Linked DNA regions of Homo sapiens: all the other regions are linked to region 2. The links are chromatin loops, found by intact Hi-C in ENCODE. Cell type or tissue: Caco-2. All regions are shown on one strand. Links, peaks and the distances in the headings refer to the core of each region. The heading gives the core; the rest is flanking DNA. Region 1 has its middle 440 kb from the start of LINC01911. Region 2 has its middle 340 kb from the start of LINC01911. Region 3 has its middle 240 kb from the start of LINC01911.

The links. A loop is a pair of places that touch in the nucleus more often than their neighbours do. Peaks named below come from ENCODE experiments on the same cell type or tissue, not always from the same donor. Only the 100,000 strongest peaks of a DNase experiment are listed, where the experiment ranks them.
Region 1: it touches region 2 in a loop (9-fold over the local background); 2 of 110 quality-filtered maps call a loop at or near these places.
Region 3: a loop joins it to region 2, with 3 times the contacts of the local background. A loop is called at or near these places in 4 of 110 quality-filtered maps.

What each region holds. Positions count from the first base shown.
Region 1 is chr2:147,269,502-147,277,050 of GRCh38, reverse strand. No RefSeq gene overlaps it. Among named protein-coding and RNA genes, the nearest start is that of LINC01911, 440 kb to the right of the region's middle. In Caco-2, for the core only: no CTCF peak of the experiment used is centred there; no DNase peak of the experiment used is centred there.
Region 2 is chr2:147,169,888-147,177,436 of GRCh38, reverse strand. No RefSeq gene overlaps it. Among named protein-coding and RNA genes, the nearest start is that of LINC01911, 340 kb to the right of the region's middle. In Caco-2, for the core only: no CTCF peak of the experiment used is centred there; a DNase peak (open chromatin) is centred at 4,046.
Region 3 is chr2:147,078,778-147,086,326 of GRCh38, reverse strand. No RefSeq gene overlaps it. Among named protein-coding and RNA genes, the nearest start is that of LINC01911, 240 kb to the right of the region's middle. In Caco-2, for the core only: a CTCF peak has its summit at 3,265 (motif pointing left); a DNase peak (open chromatin) is centred at 3,246.

The sequences.
Region 1 (7,549 bases), core at 1,429-5,428, 100 kb before region 2:
TATGTTAGTGATATAGTTTGGCTCTGTGTCCCCACCCAAATCTCATGTCAAATTGTAATCCCCATGTGTCAGGGAAGGTGCCTAGCTGGGTGTGATTGAAAAATGGGGGTGGGCTTCCTCCTTGCTGTTCTTGTGATGGAGTTCTCATGAGATGTGGTTGTTTGAAAGGTTGTAGTATTTCCCCCTTTACTGTTGCTCTTGCTCTCTCTCTCTCTCTTTCACTCTCCTGCTCTGCCATGTTAAGATGTGCTTACTTTCCCTTTGACTTCTGCCATTATTGTAAATTTCTTGAGGTCTCCCAGCCATGCTTCATGTGCACCCTGTGGAACTATCAGCCAATTAAACCTTTTTTCTTCATAAATTATCCGTTCTCAGGTAATTCTTCACAGCAGTGTGAGAACAGACTAACACAGTTAATTGCTTCTTTCTCCCTTTCTTTACTACCTCCCCAACTACCTTCTGTGGAAAAAAAGAACTGATAATGGCTTATAATTTAGGTTTCAGGTAGTAACATGGTCATGATAAGTAGCTCATGGGACTTTGTTGGGGAGACCAACTTCTTGTCTGAATAAAGAATCAAAGTGGATGTAGGAGTGAACTAATTGCCTTTCCTGGGAATCTTTTCATTGCTTCTCCAGATGAACTCTCCTCACTTCTCCTTTCACCTCTGTACCTAAGAAGACTGGCCAGAAAGAATTATGTCATCTTTCTTCTCTTCTAGTTTCTCATTCTGTTCATACAACGGGGAGCACTAGCATGAGTTCTAAAGAAAAGTAAAGTTGGGAGACTTATTTTCATGGTTCCGCATGGGTTTTCTGGGTAGTAGCTACTACCTAAGCCATAAGCATACTTTCATAAGCTACTTCCATAAGCCTGTCAGATGGCCACCCCACACCACTCTCTTGCCCCCGCAGGCCTGATGGGTAATGACACCCACTGCCCCTAGCTCGGGAATACTGCATGCTCCTTTATGTTTTCTTATACCTTTCCTACTCCAGGTGTAACTAACTCCTTTATTAAACTCTCCTTAAATCACCCATTTCAAGAGTGGCATCTGCGTACTGCCAGGACCCTTTCTAATTCTGGGGTGAGGTTTGATCCCCGCTAAAATGACCAAGATTTGAATTCTACTGTCTCCTTTTGTGGCTGTAGAATAATTAAATTTTACTTTCAAGTTATTCCAGATAACATTTAGTCATGTAGAATATATTGTTTCAAATATTCTACCATTTTGGCATGAATAGGAGTTCTATGGAGCTAGTTTTCAGTTGATTAAAACAAGTGACAATCTCTAACACAAATAGTACATACATTTGTGTTACATACAGCATATGCTGTATGTGATACATACAGCATGTGCTATCACCATCCAGTGTGCATTGAGTGACTTTACGTGCTCACTAACCAGTGGTTTCTAGCTTTATGTCAACATAGTCCATTTTCAGATTTCAATTGTAAGGGGAGAGAATATGTTTTCTATGTATTTTCTTATTGGATCATATTTTCTTTCTTTCATGTTCTTAATTCCAAAATTTTAATTTGGTTGGACATTAAGTTGTAATAATGTGTATATTTGTGTGACTTGCTGCAAAACTATACTGAGTTTCCTGACAGGATAGAAACCACATCTATTTTGCTTATTCTTAAATATCCACATAGAAGACACAATAAATCTTTGTTTGGCAAATCAATCAAACCCATTTTTGCATAGAAAAAAAGATACAGAGGCTCTAATTTGGTTTATATTACTGAGAGAGTCTGTATCAATGATTTGGTTGTTTTTCAGACAACCTATGTTATTTTCACCACAAAACCAACATTTTCAGTAATATTATATATGCTTTTCTCTTGGTGTCACAATTGAAATTATACAAATTTATTTTTTAATTGGGAGTAAAATGGCTCCTAAAACAGTCATTTGCATGGACCTGCTTGAAAGTAAATGAACAATGAATAAAACAGCATATGAAAATGAATAAACAGATATTGGCCCTAAGATGAAAACACATAAGAGAGACAAGTTGCAGCAGTATTGTGGCCTGGGAAGTGTGGGGGAATGAAGGCATCAAATTCATCAGTCACAATCTTTTAAGGTAAAGCATACAGAGGATGTTTCATTCATTTCACTTATCTACTCACTTTTATTTGTTGCTATCATTAATAAATATTGTATATGAGGTCCTATGTGCCAGACATTTTTTAGGTACTGGGGATATATCAGATAGTGGAACAGGACACGGCCCTCCTTTCTTTTAGTGTCCAGTCAGAAGATATTCTTTAGACTTAAAACAGTACTTCCTGTGCTACCCTTGTTTTGTCTGAACTTCAGATTGATTGATAATGGCTTCTGCTAAGACTTATAGAAGCAGGGCCTAGCAATTCTTTTGTTGGCATGAGAGAAAAAAGGAAAATAGGAGTTTGTGGGGAGGAGCTGGATCCTAAAGAGCAATTCTATACAACTGATTGAAAAGCATTGGTGAACTAAGGAAAAAAAACTGAGCCCCTGAGCCAGCTGAGATGCTCTTGGCTTCCTGATGGGCAGGGTGTCATTATTTCTTGGTAAATGAAAGCAATGAGATTCTTTTGGTTAGATTGATACAGAATTTTTGAAGAGGAATTATAGTAATTACCCTTTATCTGTGGGGTATACATCTCAATACCCCCAGTGGGTGTCTGAAACTGCAGATAGCACTGAACCAAATATATGCTATGTATTTTTCTCTTTGATAACTGAGATGGCTGTTAAGAGTCTAACAGGCAATTCAAGAGGCAGAGCCTAATCTCCCTCTCCATGAGTGTGAATGGATTTAAGGCCCCACATCTAATAAGTTAAATAAAGTAGAAGTGATAGTATACAACTTCTGACTAGGGCACAAAAAGCACTGGGACTTTCTTATTACTTTTTTCTTTTTCTTGGATCTTCTGCTCTGAGGGAAGCTGGTTGCCATGTGGTGAGGACATTTTTGCAGGCTTATGAATGGTTCATGGAGGGAGTTGCCAAGGCCTGTTGTCAACCTGCAATAAACTAAGGCTCCACTCAATAGTTATGCCATTGAGGCTTCTTGAAAATGAAGCCGTTAGCCCAGGCAAGTCCTCAGATGACTGCACCCCCAACTGCCATCTTGACTACCACCTCAGGAGAGCCCCTGACAGCTAAGATGCTCTTAGCATGATGATAGTATAAATCATCATGTAGTCATTCCCTGGATTTCAATGATCATCTCTCCCCAGGTCACTTTCATGTACCTTTTTCTCCAATCACCTGACTGCTTACTGAAATGATTCAGTCTTACCAAGTGGCCAGAGAATCCTGAGTGTCTAGTTGGTACCTTAAATTCAACAAATACTAAATTAGTATAATATTTTCTTCTCAAACTAAGTATGTTATTCACCAGTTACTCAGGTTAAAGCCTTGGTATTATCTGTGAATCGACTTTCCTCCTAGGTACATTGACTGATGGAATTCATTTCTGTAAGATGGAGTCCCCTACTACAACTCAGCCTCTCATTATTTTTACCTAGAGAGTTGGATTAAATGATTTCCCTACCTTCAGCCACTCCTTATGTTAACCCAATTTAACACAAGTGTCAGACCAATCTATTTTATTTTAAAGCACTTCAGTTTATTTTAAAGCACAGCTTAACCTTGGTGACTCCTTATTACCTGTGGAATAGTTTACATTCCTTAGCATGGTATTCAAGACCAACTTATCCCTCTAAATTCCTAAACTTCTGCAAGCAGAACTAACTGCTTTCAAAAGTACATATTGTAGTATTCTTATCTGCATGTCTTATGTTCCATTTCCCTGGAATGCCCCATTTCCCAATTTCAAAGTGTTGTAGTTTTTTATCTATTGTTTGCCCTTTACAATTGCTACCTCTTTGAAGACATCTCCTTTGATATACCATTTTAAAACTAATCCCTCTGCCTCCCATAATACCTTTTATTTCCCTTCTGTTATCTTAGATAAATGTGTTTATTATATCATCTGGTAGATTATAAGTAGTTTAGTTAAATATTTAAATTACATTTTGTTATTACAATATATTTTTAGAAATCATCTCGATACGGTGTTTTCAGTTTTATTTTGATATATAGGATTTGGGAGTCTGATCCTACCTCTACCACTGTTTTGCTTTGCATTATTTATCTTCAGTTTCCTCATCTGTAGAAAGGAGGTAGCAATAGTGCACATTCCATAGTTTTGTTTTCGTGAGATTCAGATGAGACTCTGATCAAACTCTTAGAGAGTGCCTCATCTACCAAAAGCTCAACAAATGTTGGCTATTATTATACAATGACTGACATAAAGGGAGATTAATAATTAAATATTTTGTACCCCAAACACATTTATGTCCTAGTCTACAGCCTTAATTACCTGGGATTCCTAAATAATCCTAATGAGGTAGTTGTTGCCTATGAGCAACTACCTCATCAGGATTATAATCCAAGAAAGGCCAAGCAAACACAAATATGACTCCTCCTTGTACACAAAGTGTTTCCTCTCCTCCATGCCTTTCTGTGAATTACCTCACAGGATTCATTCACTTCCCAAAGATAACTCAGATATGATCCTGTCCTTTGAAGGTTTATAATCTAGTTGGAAGAGATAGTTCTATATACACCTAACTGTCATACAAAGTAGACTGTAATTTCAAAGAGAAATGGCCTTAAAGGATGAGGATGATTTCAGTGAAGTAGAAGACATTGGAGAGGGTCATCTGTAATAAAAACTCTTAAGAACACAGCAAAGGCAGAGTGGTGGAAAAGTATACCCTGTCTTTGGAGATTATTGTTTGAATATTTTATTCCTCTTTACTTACCTCTCAGATAAACTTAAAACTTCTAAGGTGGAGAAAATGAAGGAGTAAGCTATCCAGGAAGAAAACCACTCAAAGGAACTCTATATATAGTCAGAGTTCCACTTCTGTAATAGAAGAACCCAGTGAGGCAGCATCCTCCAATCATGTTCTCTAAATTCTGCTGTATGAAGTAGTTATGATGATGGCAAACTTGGATAGTACAAATAGAGAAAGGGCAATACTATGTGTTTATTATCAATAACATATGTTACTTACCATTCATGAAAAGAAAATGAGTCAATCACAGCAAGTATCAATATCTTCTCCAATAATTGGAAAAATGCATTATAAACAACCAATAATAAAGTTTCAGGTAAGGTTTAGGTATCTTTCTTTCAAATATATGTATTGCAAGTCCGTGCATTTACTGTAACCAATTGTGGATGTAATAAAATGATCATGACATTAATTTGTAAGCTATGTTCCCTTTCCTCTTAGAGTGCTTATAATATTTCATTCTCCTTCATTGACCCAATTTCTTAGAGAGAAGGGTCTAAAGAGGCCTTTTTTATAAAGCTTATAGAGAAAGTGGGCACTTTTCTTTTTAAAAATCATATTAAAAATAGGACAAAGTACTTTGCCAGCATGGGATATTAACATAAAACACGTGGAAAGTGCTGCTGTCACAAAATAGCTTAGACTTTTTTCCATGAATCCAATTTGTCATGGTGTTCTGAATTTTAGCATAACTTTTTCAGTAAAAATGACTCTTCACTCATCTATGTGAACAAATGGGACTTTAAGCATAGCATCACAAGAGGATTTCCTATGCTATGTTAAGACCCCAATATAGGGACATTCCATTGTGAATATAAATAACTCCAGTCCCTCTAAACATGCCTCTCCATATGCTTTTGCTTAACAATGCAGCAGATGCCATGGATGGAAACCACCTCTTTAGCTATAGGCAGGCCAGCAAGCTTCTGTCACTGTGTTCTCACTGGTAGGTCATTGGATGTGAATGCCAGTGGGGCAAGTCTCTTGGCAGTCAAACTTGCAGGTGGCTTGCAGGCTTGGGGATATTTTAGGGCTGCTCTACCTTGAAAGCCTGACAGGTTTGTTTTTTTGTCCTGTGAGGCCATGTCAATTTCTTTTCCAGGTCTGATGCTTCAGAGAAACCTCTTGAAACTGAAAAGGAAGAAAGACCTAGATGAGGACATAAATACAACTTTGGCATTAATTTTTTCCACTATATTTCATAAACTGAGCATTGAGAATCTCTGAATTTTCTATGAATGTTCCCCAATTAACCCCACTCATCATATGTTCCTAGAGGCTATAGAAATTGTTTCCTAGATGTTGAAAATTTATTATAAAAATTCTTAAGAGGCTGAGAGATTTCTGGATTTAAACAACCCCTAAAATTTAAACTCTTTTGGGAAAAACCCCTGATGCCAGGAGCTAACTCTTAATGAGGTATTAGTGATGTTTGTTTACCATAACCTAGGCTATGAAGAGAGAGGATGCTGCCTTCTTCCTCAGCCTGTCTCTTTTACTTAAGGCTCTTAATGTAGACATCTATTTCTGTTGATCCTTTTTGATGATTGCTTCCTGCTTCTTAACATGCTGCCAAATCTTCTCTCCCTACACTCTAATAAAGACTTAAGAGCATGGATTTTAATATGCTTGTTTACTTGTTTTACTAAAAATAGAATTCCTGGTATTCAAAATCCTATTGTTTTACTTATGTAACTGTGTCTTCTATTATCTTTTGTTTATTAGTTCTTGGGATTAGTTTAGATTATATGTATACCTCTTTAAAAATTAAACAGAAATTGTGCAGAAATTAAAACTAAAATTAACCACCTTAAACTTCTGGTTTTAAAATGGCAGCATAGAAGCAAGCTGGCTTTACTTCTGCTCCCCACACAAAACCAAAAGCAAGTATACAGTGCCAAGATTTCATTGATAACAATGCAGAGCTCAAATGTGGCCTCAGGGATAGAACCTGGGGCCACAGAGAAGTGAAAAAGTTCAGAGTAGACAGTAGAAGAATTGGACTTCACATCTTCAATATCCCCCTGATATGGTTTGGCTGTGTCCCCACCCAAATCTCATCTTGAATTGTAACTCCCACAATTGCCACATATCATGGGAGGAACCTGGTTGGAGGTGATTGAATTATGGGGGTGGGTCTTTCCTGTGCTGTTCTCATCATACTGAATGAATGTTATGAGATCTGATGGTTGTAAAAACCAACTTTTTAAAACACAAACTTCCTCTTTGCCTGCTGCCATCCATGTAAGACATGACTTGCTCCTCCTTGCCTTTGCCTTTCACCTTTTTCCATGTTTGTGAGGCCTCCCCAGCCACATGGAACTGTAAGTCCAATAAACTTCTTTCTTTTGTAAATTTCCCAGTCTTGGGTATGTCTTTGTCAGCAGCATGAAGACGGACTAGTACAGTAAATTGGTACAAGGAGTGGGGTGTTGCTGAAAAGATACTCGAAAATGTGGAAGCCACTTTGGAACTGGGTAACAGGCAGAGTTAGAACAGTTTGGAGGGCCCAGAAAAAGACAGGAAAATGTGGAAAAGTTTGGAACTATCTAGAGACTTGAATGTCTTTGACAAAAATGCTGATAGTGATATGAACAACAAGCTCCAGGCTGAGGTGGTCTCAGATGGAAATAAGGAACTTGTTGGGAACTGGAGCAAAGGTGACTCTTGTTATGTTTTAGCAAAAGAT
Region 2 (7,549 bases), core at 1,868-5,867:
AGAACTTAAAAAAAGGTCTTGGCAAGAAAATCTGCAAGTATAATGATGGACCCTGAAAGAAGCTAGGGTGGGGTTCAGTGAGGGAAAGGAAAATCAAGAACTAAATGTAAGACTCCTTGCCACAAAACTGTAAGTGGAACACATACTTTTCTAGCTTTTTGCCTTGATGATACTCTACTTCCCAGAAGAGTCAGCATGCACTTCAGCAGCATGAATATACAAGATGGTTTGAAAGCTGGGCACTATTTTGATGTTGTGGTTTTGTTACATATGTATGTCTGTTATTCAAGTTTCTAAATTTTTTCTTAAACATTTCTGAGTCTACTGTTCAGATAAAAAGTTGAATTCATGTTGAAGTTTTGTAGATTTTTGTTATTAATTTGTTTTTAAGACTGCTATTAATATGTCATTTTTAGATAGTTTAATATAGATATATATCAACAATATATGAATATATAAATAATATATAAGATAATACTTAAGTATATTATATGCAATAAATACTACATACATGTATAAATTATGTAAACTATATACATATAAATATATACATTACATATGTAAATTATATATACACACATACATATACACACATTTGTGTGTATATACATTTGTGTGTACATGTACTTATGTGTATGTGTGTATATGTGTGTGTATGTATATACACACATTATTTGTGTGTAGGTATACATGTTACTCAAGAGATGACTATCAATTCAAAAATTATTATTGTGGTCAGTAGGATTAAAAAAGAGTTTGTGTTTTTGATATGGAAATGAGCTAAAGACACAGCAAAAGTATCTTTAAAAATATGAAATTGGCATTCAAGTTCAGAGGGCTGATTAGATTCCCATTACTCTGGAGGTTGAATGTACTGATTCACCACTGTGATCAAATTTCTCCTTTCTCATTGGTTTTCCTGTGAGATTATCAGCAACTTCTAGCGAGCCCACATAAGGAACTAGAACCTAGGGAAATAATTATAGCCAGAGTTGAAAAAACTTAAGCAATAGACTTTCACTTTCAGAGTTACTATTACTGGGGATCCTGAAGGTCTTGAAGACTAACATCAGCAGGCTAACAGGAGCAAGTAAGGAGGCAGTCAGAACACAAGCACAGGTGAATGGATGTTGGTAAGGAAGGTGTCAGAGGCGGAAGGACTGAAATGGAATCAGAGATGATTTAGGTTAAGGTCAGGGATCCAGGAAAAGAAAGGGCTTGGGATAGAACTCTGAATCAACTAATAGAAATCCAGAATGAACCCTATGCAGTGCTGGTGGGGAATAGGATTAAGGCTGAGAAATTGAGGTGATGAAGCAAAGTATAATCAGGATTTAGCTTTTGTTCAAGGCTAGATTAGAATCTAGGAGTGGATGTTATGGGTTAGCAAAATCTGGAATTAGACCCTGAGAAGGTGGATAGAATTCATAAAATGGAAGGGGAATAGCTACTGATATTTATCTCTGCTTTTCTGGGGATCTTGGAGAACTATGAGATTGTGTGTGAAAAGGTTATCATCACCATCATCATCATCATCATCATAACCTCAACCATTTAATTAATATCTTATTCATGTTCCAGAAGCCAAAAACTTACAAAAAATGTTTAATTTAATCCTGTATTTTAAATTTTATCTCAATTTTATATTTAAAAAACCCAGATATCACTGATGGTTTGAGGAGTTAGAGAATTTGTTCACAGGCATGTAGGCAGTAAATAATAAAGCCAAAACTCAAACCTAACTATATTATCTGTGTTCTTAATAATGAGACACTCTGATTCAATAGCATCTCTCCTCCATTAGTATGCAAGAGGATAAAATGCAGTGGAAGCTGCATGAAACTTAAGATAAGCTTAGCTTACCACTTGTCTCAGGTAGTCACTGTAGTTTAAAGATGAGAGGGTAGGAAGATGTGAGAAAGGGATTGATGCGCTATAGAGAAAACACAAGCAGAGCTTGTCCTGCTCATTAGATATTATACCCATTTTAAAATGCTACCTATATACCTGTATCCTGATTTTGTGTATGTGGGGATAAGAAAGCATAACGTATGTCACATGTCTTTGTCTCATAAGCTCAAAGGCAGAGCTGGAAGGGTTCTCTCAGATTCTGCAATCCAACTGTCTTACTCTATTAGATGACTTCCAAACTCAAGCTGAACAGAAACCTCCTCTATTAAACCCTTCCCAACTCCAAGGCCCCAGAGCAGAAGTAGTTTTCTCTTCCTTTGGGGCTCCACATTTTTGCCTTTGGCTGTGAGAGTACTGGCTGTGAGAGTATTTTGTTACGCTTTGTTGTTCACATTGCTGCCCCATTGTTATTGAGATTGCAAACTATTTAAAGGCAGAAATTCTGTCCTAATCTTTTTCCTCACAGTACCTATTACCTAACACAGAGGGACATGTAGTTATCAAAATGTACTGAACTGAATTTTATGACCAATCTAAGTGCCAAGATGTTAAGCAATTTGCTCAAGTCACATGTAGATATATAGCCAATACCAGGAAAGATTTCTCCTACTGGTAGTTTATGTCGGGTGTGTATTTGTCTCTGTCTCTTTGTATCAAGTATGTGAGGGTGGGGAGGGGCTGCAAGTGTTACTTTCTAGTCATATTCCTTTGAGCATAGCGCTATCACTCCCAGGTTATTGCTCAGTACTATTTTTTTTTAAATTTATTATTATTATTTTTTGCTGTGTTGGCATCTATAGGACAAGGATAGAGTTTTTAAAATTTACTTAGCATAGTACCAAGGACAAGGCTACTTTATTGCCTCTTGTCTTTGATAAAAAGTTGGGAACCCTAATTTAGGAAGGGCTAAATTTATTTCTGTGCAATCTCATGGGGAACTAGTGACAATTTGGAATTAGAATCTAGTTTTTTTTGAGCCCTCACAGCATCAAACCATTCCTGAATAGCCTCAGAAAGCACTCTGAACAAATACATTACAACTATAAATGCTTAGAAAAAAAGTGTCCACAAACAAACCAAAAAAGACCTTATATGTTTGTATATAACTGTGTATGCATATGTTTTTATGAGTTTGGAGAAAGGTGCAGAGGTCACTCTATATTGGCTTTTTTGAGGGAAAGTGGTGGTAATCAGAGGAAATTTCATTTGGAGGTTATTGACTTTTAAAATTCATATTTGTGTGGTTTCACAGAAAAATTAATACATTTTTGCCTTAAATTCTGACTGACTGAATTTGACATCTAGACATGTTCTTTTCATTTAGGCCTACCTAGTAAGCTCCTTCATTATAAGGAGCAGAGACAACTCAGGCTAGCACAAGTAAAGGATACTTGCTGAGACTAATGATGAGGGAGCCACATGACTTCATTAGGACCCAGAGGTAGGACCAGCGGGACAACCTGGCTTCACAGAAACTGAAACCTGGGGGTGAGTCTCTGGGTTCAAGAACAATTTCAGGATTTCAGAAAAACCATGCAGGACTCATTCTTGCTCTTGGTATTAATAGCTATACTCTCTTGCGGTGGTTTCCATTCCTGCCCCACTACCAAGTAACAAATTATTCTCAGTTTCTCAGTTAAATTTCCTAACAGGGACAGAGTATTGGCTTAGCTTATATAATATCTTGAGGGGGAGGGTTGTCATACCTTCTAAAATATTATTTTCTTTTCTAACCTAAGTATGGGCTACAAAGTTGTCTTTCTGTCAAGTGCACCCCTTGGTACAACCTGTTGTCTGGGAAGTGGACTCATGTGTTGTAAATCTCATGGGTGTCAGAAGAGAGAGGAAGGCTGAGTAGCTCTTGCATTTGGCAAACCCACCCAGTGTTTATATTTCTTGTGTGCTTTAGCCCCTAGAGAAGGGAATAATCTATACATGTGTCTCACTTGTTATTTCTGGGTCCACAGTTATTTGTTGGCTGTAGTTTTCTTTGCTTAACTCTCATTGCATTCTGGTGAGGTTGCCTCTATATAAGTTTGCTACCATCACTAGACTGCAAGCTCTCTAAGAAACAGGAATGTGATTGCTTAATGTGGTACCCCAGGCATGTAGTATTGGGCCCAGCTCATGGAGATCTTCAGCAAATATTTGTTGAATGAGTGGATGGCCTGTGGGACAACTGTGATAATTCCTATTTGTTGAAACACAATGTTGTTCAATTTCCAAGAGCCTGAGTTCCTTCTTCTGTTAACCTGTAACTGATATTTGTCCTTCATTAATGATTCTTCAAAGCAATGTCGGGTCTGTCAGGTCTTCAGGGTATTGACAGGATTATGAGTATCTTGGAAAATGGTTATGGAAAGATGGCAGTGGCCAGCAAGGCAGGGCTGGGCAGGCCTGCATGAGGTGGGAGGCTGAGTAACTTGTTGGGATTGGTTGTGTAACGTGAAAGGCAATCCACCCATTTGGAAATGTAATGCGAAAAGGAGGCTATGAAGATAATATCTCTTTCTATCTCTGATTTAGAAAGCTCAGAAACAGCTGTCAAACTCTGCTTGGGACACATTCACATCCTGCCCGTGATATGAATCTTAAGGGGGTGATAGCCACACAATCACGGCATTATCCCAAGCTGCACAATAAGCTTGTCATAGCCTTGGGCTCTCACACATGTTCTGACGGCTACATGGAGACACCAGAACAGTCTGAGAGGCCATTTTCTCTCTACAGAGTTTTCAGGACATTTCTCAATGCCACCTATCAAAGCTTAGTTTCTTCCCACGGTACCTTGCCTGGGAAAATGTTATTCGGGGTGCACTTGGGTGGCAGTCATGACGTCAGTATAAAGTCACAGACTGCCTAAAGGTCAAAGACTTCCCTTTGCCCCAAGCTGTAGTTATGCTAGACCAGTCAATCTGCCTGTTCTCTAGCCTCTTAGAAAACATGTCAATGGCATGAAAGAACACAGAGCCTACATCTGTTTTAGCCAGGGTCGCATAAAGGCAGCTCACAGTAGCTTAAGTCAATGACATTTCAGGAAGCATTTTTAATTCTGCAAATCCTTCTCAGGGTCTGCCTACCCTACATGGCATATATTACAGATGGGAGAGTAAAGGGAATGGAATGGAGATTAAAAGAATTGATTATTTTTAAAGATTGTACACAGCTACTGCCAAGTGGTCGTGAAAGGAGACAATGATATGGATATTGTAAAAGAGAAATTCTTGACCTCCTTTGCCTCAGCATTGTAGACAAATAAGGCAAAAGAATTGTACATAATTATCAATGGTTATTTATTTCTCAATAGCTTTGTGGTTAAGAGCATAAGCTTCACTGTCATAAAAACTGGGTTTGGATCCAAACTTCAACACTTACTAACTGTGGAGTCTTGGCTGAGTAAGTCCCTTAAGAGCCTGAATTTCCTCACATGTAATAGGGATAATCAAATCTCCCTTGCATGTTTCTCGTAGGATTAAATACATTGAAGTAAAGCACCGAGGACAGTAGATAGTATGGTGATTGCTCAGTAAGTAGAAGTTTGTGATATAATTTCACTTGAGGAGTACTGTCTTATCTCGGGCTTGCCTGCCTTTTTTCTTACCATTACCCAGGTTTCTATAGTGCTTTTGATTGATAGGAACTTTCGGAGAAACACTGAGCCAGGGCTTGGTCCCCAGTGAATATTAGACACCACCATTGGCAAACGATCTAGGGAAAGAGCAAAGCCTTATTGATGCATTGCTTTTGAATCCCATAATGGCTGATGCCAGTGCCTCCTTGTAAAATGTGGATTTACCCACTCTCTTTACCTCAATTTGGTTTGAAAGATTTAACAGATATACCCACAGATGTCTGTCACACTTGGACCTACATGTTACCGTATGCCCTGTGTACCACAATAAAGAATTTTCTTGCCATTTGAATTTGTCATAAGTTGCTTTAAGTGTTTATTGATACTGATATCATTACTTTACTCATCAGCTTTGTGAAGTTCTGGCTACTGATTTTTAGTGTCCCAACTATGAAATGTAATTATTCAGTTTTGAGCATCAATTCTAGCCATTTCAAACCCTCAGTTAATTAATTGGCTCTCAATCCATAAATTTCTTGACATATAAGACCAAATACTTTAGTTGTCAAATGATGTATTTTACTAACTACCTTATTTTTATGAGGCTATGTATGGCACAGTATAGTAGTTAAGAGCACAGATGCTAAGGTGGATCTTTCGGGTTCTAATTCTAGAAACATCACTCTTTACTATATATGTAAATGTATATATTTACATATATATACCTAAGAAATGTACTTAACCCCTCTGGACCTCAATTTCCTCATCTCCATAGAGTGCTCATTTATATGGATTAAATACTCATTTAATATAAATATAAATATTTAATATAAATATATTTAATTTAATATAAATATACATACTCATTTATATGGATTAAATGAGTTCATATATGTAAAGCACCAAAACATAGTAAGTGCTAAGGAAGTGTTAGTTATTATTATTATTGTTATGCATATAAAACAGGCTGGCCACTCCTCTTCTGGGTAAGAGCACTAATCAAATTGTAATCACTGTCTTGGTAGTATTTAGTTCTAGAACCCCAAAGGGAACTGTCTGATGAATGCCCCTGGTGACAAGTAGGACTAGGGTTTAGACTGGTATCTGCAGAGCTGAGGTTGGGAAAGAAACTTCTTATACCCAGAGCTGTAGGTTTGCTGGATACAAGACAATGTGACATGCAGAAAGTCATTGGGGTATTCGAGAAGAGGAATCACACAAGTCACAAAAACAAATTTGGGGCATAATATATAAAACTGGTGTAGAGAAGGGGATGAGGGTGAAGAAAGAGTCATGGACATTGCAAGAGAGGGTCACGGGCTGACTGCAGGAGCTAGTCTCAGGATAATTCTTACTGTTGCATGGGTGGGTTGACTACATTCAAAAGAGAAAGAGCAGCCGTGATTATCCAACAGTTATTTTCCCTATTAGGTTAGGTTTGACATTTTCCTTAATTCCCTTAATTCATGGAAATCCATGGCGTGTTGTAATGTATTCTTGAGATGAAAAAAAAGTTTCTCTTGGCAATTCCTGTGGTCCAGTAAATCAGGTTCTAAGCTGCTTACGGTGCCCCACAGGAGACCAGGGTTTCTTCAGTAACTTAGTGGTTGTGAATATAGAGAACTTTGAATCATATTCTTTGTCTTTGTTTGTTTCGGCTGCTATAACAAAGTACCATAAATTGGGTAGCTTATAAACAATAGAAATTTATTTCTGAAAGTTTTGGAGACTGGAAAGTCCAAGATCAAGTCACTGGCATATTTGGTATTTGGTGATGGCTCACTTACTGGTTCAAAGCAGGAAACTTCTTGCTGTGTTCTCACATGGCAGAAGGGAATAGCTAGCCCTTTGGGGTTTCTTTTATAAGGACACTCATCCCAATCACAATGGCTCCACCCTCATGCTTTAATCACATCCCAAAGGCCCCGTCTCCTAATATGGTCACCTTGATGGTTAGAGTTTCAACGTATATATATATATATATATATATATATATGGGGGGATAAATGTTAAGACAATAGCATTCTCCAATATCTGGAAAATAACAGATAGCTTCTAATTCATAGA
Region 3 (7,549 bases), core at 1,584-5,583, 91 kb after region 2:
TTTTTTCCAACGGAAATCATTTGTCAAGGACTCAGAGGATAGTCAAATCCATTTCCCGTATTTTGTGGTGGTTGCTATATGCTCTCCTAAGTATTGCCTAATGCAGGATTAGAACTGATGGAGGGAAAGTAGATTTGTCCTTAGAACCTACTTACAATTTTTAAATTGAAAACTATTCTTTAGATAATTAACTTTTAACATTTTAACCTTGTCAACTTCCTCCTTAATGCCTCAAGCCAGTGTTACTCAGATATCATGTTGGATATTAGTTGGCCAATTCAGTCTGGAGGCATTCCGTTAACCAGGGTTCTTTGCAGTAGCTTTTCTCAGGATCTTTACTATGTGAATGTACATTGTGAATCTCAGAATCTCATAGAGGGATATGGTGTATCCAGAGATTTCTAAACCCATAGATAATCTTTTTATTTCTTCCAGAATACCCAGTTATAACATGTATGACATAAGTGTTTCTCAAAAAATAATTGGAGATATTTTCTTTAATAGCAAAAGGAAAACTGTGCTATTGTCACTACTTTGCTCTTCTCCAAAAAGTTGAGCTTCTGTCTGGCTCTTTTCCACCTTTTCACCACAGTTCACAAATGAGATCAGAGGTGATGGTGCTTCCTAGCAGTCCAAACCTATCTCCAGTACTAAGCAAGACAATTCATAGCAAAACCCAAACCCAAATGGGGTTGGTAACAATACCTTTCTTATCCAAGAGATTTCCTTCCACCAACCAAGAAAAAGATTAGTTTTTCTCCCAAATTTCTCCCTCCACAATTAGTTTTTCAACCCAGAACGAAAAAAGAGCAGAATCTACCAAATAATTTAGAATGAGAGATAAAGAGCAATACCTGGTTTTGTTGATCCAATCAAATCCATTTTTTTTTCAGATTTAAACAGAAAATAATAACAAATTGACTAAATGTGAAAATTAGATTGCTTGGTTCCCATAACAAAGTAATCGTTTATTTTCAAACTTTGCGTTACTTATGTTGATACTCCTGCCTTTTTGCTTCTTGCTCATTTCCTTGGAAATCAGTATTTTTATTTTTTGATATATTGTTTTGTTTTGTTGGATTGGTGTGAGTGCTGTTGTCATATCAAGTTCGCAGCTTTTATTACCTAGAAGTGAACACATGCTATTCAGATAGTATGTGGTCAAAAGTATTCAATCACAATGATCAAGTATTGTTAAAATAAAAAATCAAAAGCTCAAAGAATTTTAGAAAGATGAGCCCGGAATATCCATGCTGTGCAAGAGAAGTGAGTTCTCAGTATAGCGGTGTGTGTGTGTGTGTGTGTGTGTGTGTGTGTGTGTGTGCGCGCGCATGCGCACGTGCACATGTACTCACATGCTATGAATTTGAAGGAAGGATAATGGAAACAAAATTGCTGATAGCTTCCTAAAGGACAGAAAAGCCACCATGCTGTGTACCTGTTCTTCAGCTGTATATTAGACTGTAAACAGAATCAATAAAAGAAGCCTTCAGTGAGACTAATTTTAATGCAATGTAAGTAAGAATAAGAACTGAACCTAGATCTCCTGATGCCCTGTTCAGTGCTCAGGAAGAATGTTAATAGTCTTCTTTCTCCTAGTCTTATTTCTTTAATGTTATATTTTCAGTTCCTTTAAACTGATAGGCTATGTTAATTGTGCTCAGTGAAATCTGCTTTTGTCATTGTCGTAAGAGAGTTCTAATATCCGCAGGCTTACACAAATTAAAGTTATGTTATAACTTTCTCATGGAGTTTGCTCCTTCTGTTTTTACAATTCCAGTGAGCCACCTCTCAGCTAAGTTTGCAGTCCCCTTATTTCTAATTGTTCTGTATCCAAGACATGCTCTGGAACAATGACTCATTGTTCACTGCACTATTTTTTCATGATATTTTACCTTGAGTCCTTAATTCACCTTAGAATAACTTCATTTCTTTTGAAAGGGGACTGCCTAGTGTATAAACAAGAACTTCATATTCTTTATCACTGATAAGCTACCTTAAAAGAAATGGAAATGACTCAGAGTTAAATGTAGCCCCTCTGCCTCCATTTTTTTTCTTATAATTTCCTTTTGTTTCCTGTGCTCAGTTCTCCATGAAGAGATGGTTGAAGCAGTCTAGTTTTTAGCACTGTCACCAGGGCTGTATGTTAAGTTCAAGTTGTGGCTTTCCAAGAAGGGCCTGACTTTGAAGCATTAACATTTAGACTACTGTATAGAAAAGAATAATAGAAATGGCCACTTAGGAAAGCAATTGGGTTAATTACTGACATTAGACAATATGGGCAATTTATAAATATCATGCACTTCTACTATCAGCTCAACAGAATTTAGTTCAAATGTGCTGAGCTCTGTGCTCTGGTAGCAAATTTTCTTCCTGTTTATGTAAAACATTGACTTGCATTTTGGCCAGTGCATGAAGTCTTGTGGGACTCCCAAGTCTTTCAACACATGCAAAGTGAAGAATTAATAATATCCAAGCCAGGTCAACACACGTCTTAATGGTTCTGTCTCAAATTCGTTCTCCACGTATGGACCAAAACCAAATGCAGGGCTCTCTTGATTTTTTTTTTAAGTTCCAATGAAATTAATGTGGGACACTTTCCCCTAGAATCTAAAACAACAACAACAATGCCAAAAGCCCTTCAAACCCTGAAGCCGTGAAAAACACAAATGAGTGTGTGTAATGGTCAGAATGGTTGGCACCTGAATTAAGAGAAGAACATAGATATGACTAGATTTGGATGTATTCAAGATATTGAAAACTGTTTTCCATCTTAAATTATCAAAAGGATAAAGTGTTAGTGGGAGTAAAAAGCCTCAGAAGGCAGTTGGACAAAAATGACTAGTAATGGACTGACAGCAAACTGGTAAGTATAGAAAACTGGAAAGTTTTAAGAAATATTTGGTTCGTATATCCTGAGCGTTAGCTTTGAATCTGGCTCACTGTTGCATAAGTGTCCTCCCCCAATATCTTTTGCAATACTTGGTCTAACTATTTATTTTTCTCAAGTTTGGAAAGGAATAGGGTAATAAACCACAAAACAGTAGAATTCAGTTATGAAAGAAATAGTCTCCTTATTAGTACATTTAGGAAAAATGGTTCATAAGTTATAAAATAACTCCTCCCTGGAAATACTTTAAATTAGATTCCTTCTACAAAGATGTGCATGGTGGAGCTGAAATTGCTGGTGTTTACACCATAGTTGACATGCAGAACTCTCTGAAGGTCTTGTTTGTTTGGTACCTCAAAAATCTTCTGCGCCATCTAATGGAAACAATGCAAACTGCAGCTTGCTTTGGAGGACAAGAGCTTCAAATTCTTCAGCACAGATCAATGCAGAATAGATGAAAGCTATAGAATGCAGTAGATCAGATACCAGCCTCTAAATGTAATGGCTTGGGGGAATTGGCTCTCAGTTGTATAGTGTACACAATTCAAACATGCCTAGGGTATTATGATTTCACCATGCAAATGTATTAAAATACAATGTATCCATTCATAGTGCATTTAGTAACAGACAATGGAGTGAACTCATATGATTTGCCAAACCAAGATCCAGAATACTCCAGGTTTTTTTTTTTAAAGTAAGTATTCATTTCCAAGTTTCTGCTGTATTTCTTTGTCACGTCTATGCTACAGGTACAATGTAATTTAATTTTCAACGTGTTTACCACATTCAAAAACTGTAAATGTCATGAATTTTATGTCAGAATCTACACCTTGAATTGTAGGCTCAAATGCAAACATGGGTACGGAGGTAATTTAAGTTAAAAGGGAAGACAATGTGGTGGAGTAAGTAGGCTGTCTTGGCAAAGTGGAAATCATACTCCCTGGGTTCAATGAGTGATAATCAGCAACAGCTGGTTGTTGTCGAGCAATAATGCCCAACGAAAGTCCAAAATCTGTACTCTTCTGTACATTTCCTTATTTTGTAAGTGTTTGTTCACACCCATAAATACATCCATGGTCCAGATATGACCTAGCTCTAAGAGCCACCATTTGTGATTGTAGGTTTCTCATAATCCAAGGCAACACAATGAGAATACAGCAGTAAATCCCACAGTCACTGGAATCATTTGGAACACAAATCCTTTGAGAAATAAGTGCTCTCATACTTTAATTAATATGCATAGATTGTTTTAGCTGTACATGGCAATGGAGTGTATTAAATCACAGATATTGTCCAATCTTTCTATTATTTCTGGCAAAGTAGTTCTAAGGCTAAAATTCACTGAATCCATAGCCAAATCATTGCCTGTACAGCCCTGAGATAAAGGCAGCTGTCCAATTTTGTCAAACCGCAGTTTCTAATATTCCAAGCCCTCGAGTTGGAGACAAGCTCACACCAGTGACAAGTGGCTTCAGAGGGACAGTGTTTGAAAGGTGTTTTCACGTGATTATCAAGACACGTTTATGTTTCTTGGGCAAATAAAGAAAAGGAACAGCTAGCACTTTGTTAGAATTCAAACCTGAGGAAAACATAAGGAATAATGAAAGACATAAGAGATGTTGGCTATGCATGAACCCAATTAAAATGTGTTTTTTTCCTCCTAAGGACATTTTAGATTTGAAGTTGTTGTTTTCATACTTTTCCTCTACTCGTCAGAGTCTGTTGCTCTCTACCCCGCTATTTTGAATGATTTCTATAGATGTAGTTCATCTAAGTAATATGGGTTTGCCAGTTTGCCCCCCCACTTTTTTTTTTTTTTTTTTGAGTCGGAGTCTCATTCTGTCACCTAGGCTGGAGTGCAGTGGTGCAATCTCGGCTCACTGCAACCTCTGCCTCCCAGGTTCAAGTGATTCTCCTGCCTCAGGCTCCTGAGTAGCTGGGATTACAGGTGTCCGCCACCACACCTGGTTAATTTTGTGTTTTTAGTAGAGACAGGGTTTCATCATGTTGGCCAGGCTGGTCTTGAACTCCTGACCTACCTCAGGTGATCTGCCTGCCTCCGCCTCCCAAAGTGCTCGGATTACAGGCATGAGCCCCTGTGCCTGGTTTGCCCCTTTCATAGGCTCACAGAGCCTGGGAGAACACCATTCCCTAGCCTTGAGGCAGATGAGTGCCTGACCCAGACACTTTCTAACGATGCCTTTCATGACTTATTAGCATCTTGCGGATCAAAATGTCCCATCTTAATAGCCAATGTTGACTTATCCTTTAGTCAATGTTTCTTTCACAGAACTGGATCCTCAGTTCAGGAAACACTTACTTGTCCAAAGCCCAATACATATTGAGAACTTAGTACAGTATTGGGCATGTGGTGTCTTCAGTAAATATAGGTAATTATTATTCTCATTTAAGGACTGCCAAAAGAGCAACTCTTCTGCATTTATAAGAAGCAGTTTGGGACTCTACAGTGCCGCAGGAGCTAGCAAGTTCAGATCTACCTCCTTATACGTGGTGTCCCTGGTGTTTTGTGGGGGTGGACACCCATGCTTCATCAGGCATTGAAGAAGGAGAAAACAATAGTGTTGAGCCATTTTAGCTAAAGGGACTGCTCTAACCATTATTATTATCATTATTAAAATATTTCAGCCAGGCACGGTGGCTCTCACCTGCAATCCCAGCACTTTGAGAGGCTGAGATGGATGGATCACTTGAGCCCAGGAGTTCAAGACCAGCCTGGGCTACATAGCCCTTCCCTACAAAAAATACAAAAATTAGCTAAGCATGGTGGCACATGCCTGTATTCTCAGCTACTTGGGAGGCAGAGGTGAGAGAATCACTTGAGCCCAGGAGGTCAAGGCTGCAGTGAGCCATGATCACACCACTGTGCTCCAGCCTGGGTGACAGAGTGAGACCCTGTCTCAAATATGTACGTAGTTACATCTATATATTTTATATTCATTTCTTGCCCATTAAATGTGATCTTAAAGGCAAGAACTATGTCTTTTTCCTTTACAATGTTCTGCTGTATCCCATGTCAAGTTATATATGTAAAAGGTTTTCAGAAAATGAGTGGCAAATGAATAAATGAATATGATGCCACTTATTTCAGTTTTATTATAAATGTTAGCTTTGGCACCTCAGATGATTAGTACAGGTATTGCACATCATATTCTATTTGTTGTAAATTGATATCCTTCTATATAGAGGTTAGGGTTCACTGATGGCAAAGCATTACAATCTTAGTAAAATATAGAAATCAATGAGCTAATGTTTATCAAATAAATGAATTCTGTGCTTGTGTTGACCATTATATGAGATTTAGTATCGCTTACTTAGTACCATATTGAAATAGTTAGCAAGTAGCCTAGCTAAGGTTAAATTATTAATCTTTTTCTTTAAAACTTAAATGGGACAATTGGGTACTTTTTTTGTTTGGTTTTGCTATGGGGTCTTGCTCTGTCACTCAGGCTGGAGTGCAGTGGCACGATCTTGGCTCACTGCAACCTCCATCTCCTGGGTTCAAGTGATTCTCCTGCCTCAGCCTCCTACGTAGCTGGGATTACAGGTGCCCACCACCATGCCTGACCAATTTTCGTATTTTTGGTAGAGATGGGGTTTCGCCATGCTGGCCAGGCAGGTTTTGAACTCTTGACCTCAAAGAGGTGATCCACCCGCCTCAGACTCCCAAAGTGCTGAGATTACAGGTGTGAGCCACTGCACCTGGCCCAATTGGGTAGATTTTAAAGCATATTCACTTGACCCTTGAAAAACATGGGTTTGAACTGCAGAGGTCCACTTATATGCAGATATTTTTCAGTACAAGTTAGACCAAGTGTGCCTGCCTCTCTTGCTGCCCCTTCCATCTTCTCCACCTCTGTCACCTCTGCCAACTCTGAGACAGCAAGACCAACCCCTCCTCTTCTGCCTCCTCCTCAGCCTTCTCAATGTGACGACAACGAGGATGAAGACCTTTGTGATGATGCATTTTCACTTAGTGAATTATAAATATATTTTCTCTTCTCTATGATTTCCTTAATAATATTTCCTTTTCTCTAGCTTACTTTATTGTGAGAATACAATATATAGTACAGATAACATACAAAACATTGGTTAACCCACAGTATATGTTATTGATGACTTTGGTCAACAGTAAATAGTTAAGTAGTTAAAAGTTGACTACTAATAGTAGTCAAAAGTTACACATGGACTTTTCACCGCACAGGGATTTGGTCCCCCTAACCCGCACATTGCCCAAGTGTCAACTATAATTAGAAATGAGTATCTTCAAGGTCTAAGCTAGTCAGGAATTTTTTTAGTACTTGTCTTTCAGATTTATGCATTTATTTTTATTGATGTATAATAGTTGTACATATATTGGGGGAACATGTGATATTTTGATACCTGTATACAATGTGTTATGATTATGATCAAATTAAGGTAACTGGAATATCAATCACCTGACATGGTTATTATTTCCTTGTTTTGGGAACATTACAATTCTTCTAGTTACTTTGAAATATATAATAAATTATTAACTATACTTTGCCTACTATACTATCAAATACTAGAACTTTTTCCTTTTATCTAACTGTATTTTTATACCCCTTAACCAACTTCATTTTCCCTCTCCACTTCTTTTCTCTGCCTTTGGTAACCAAC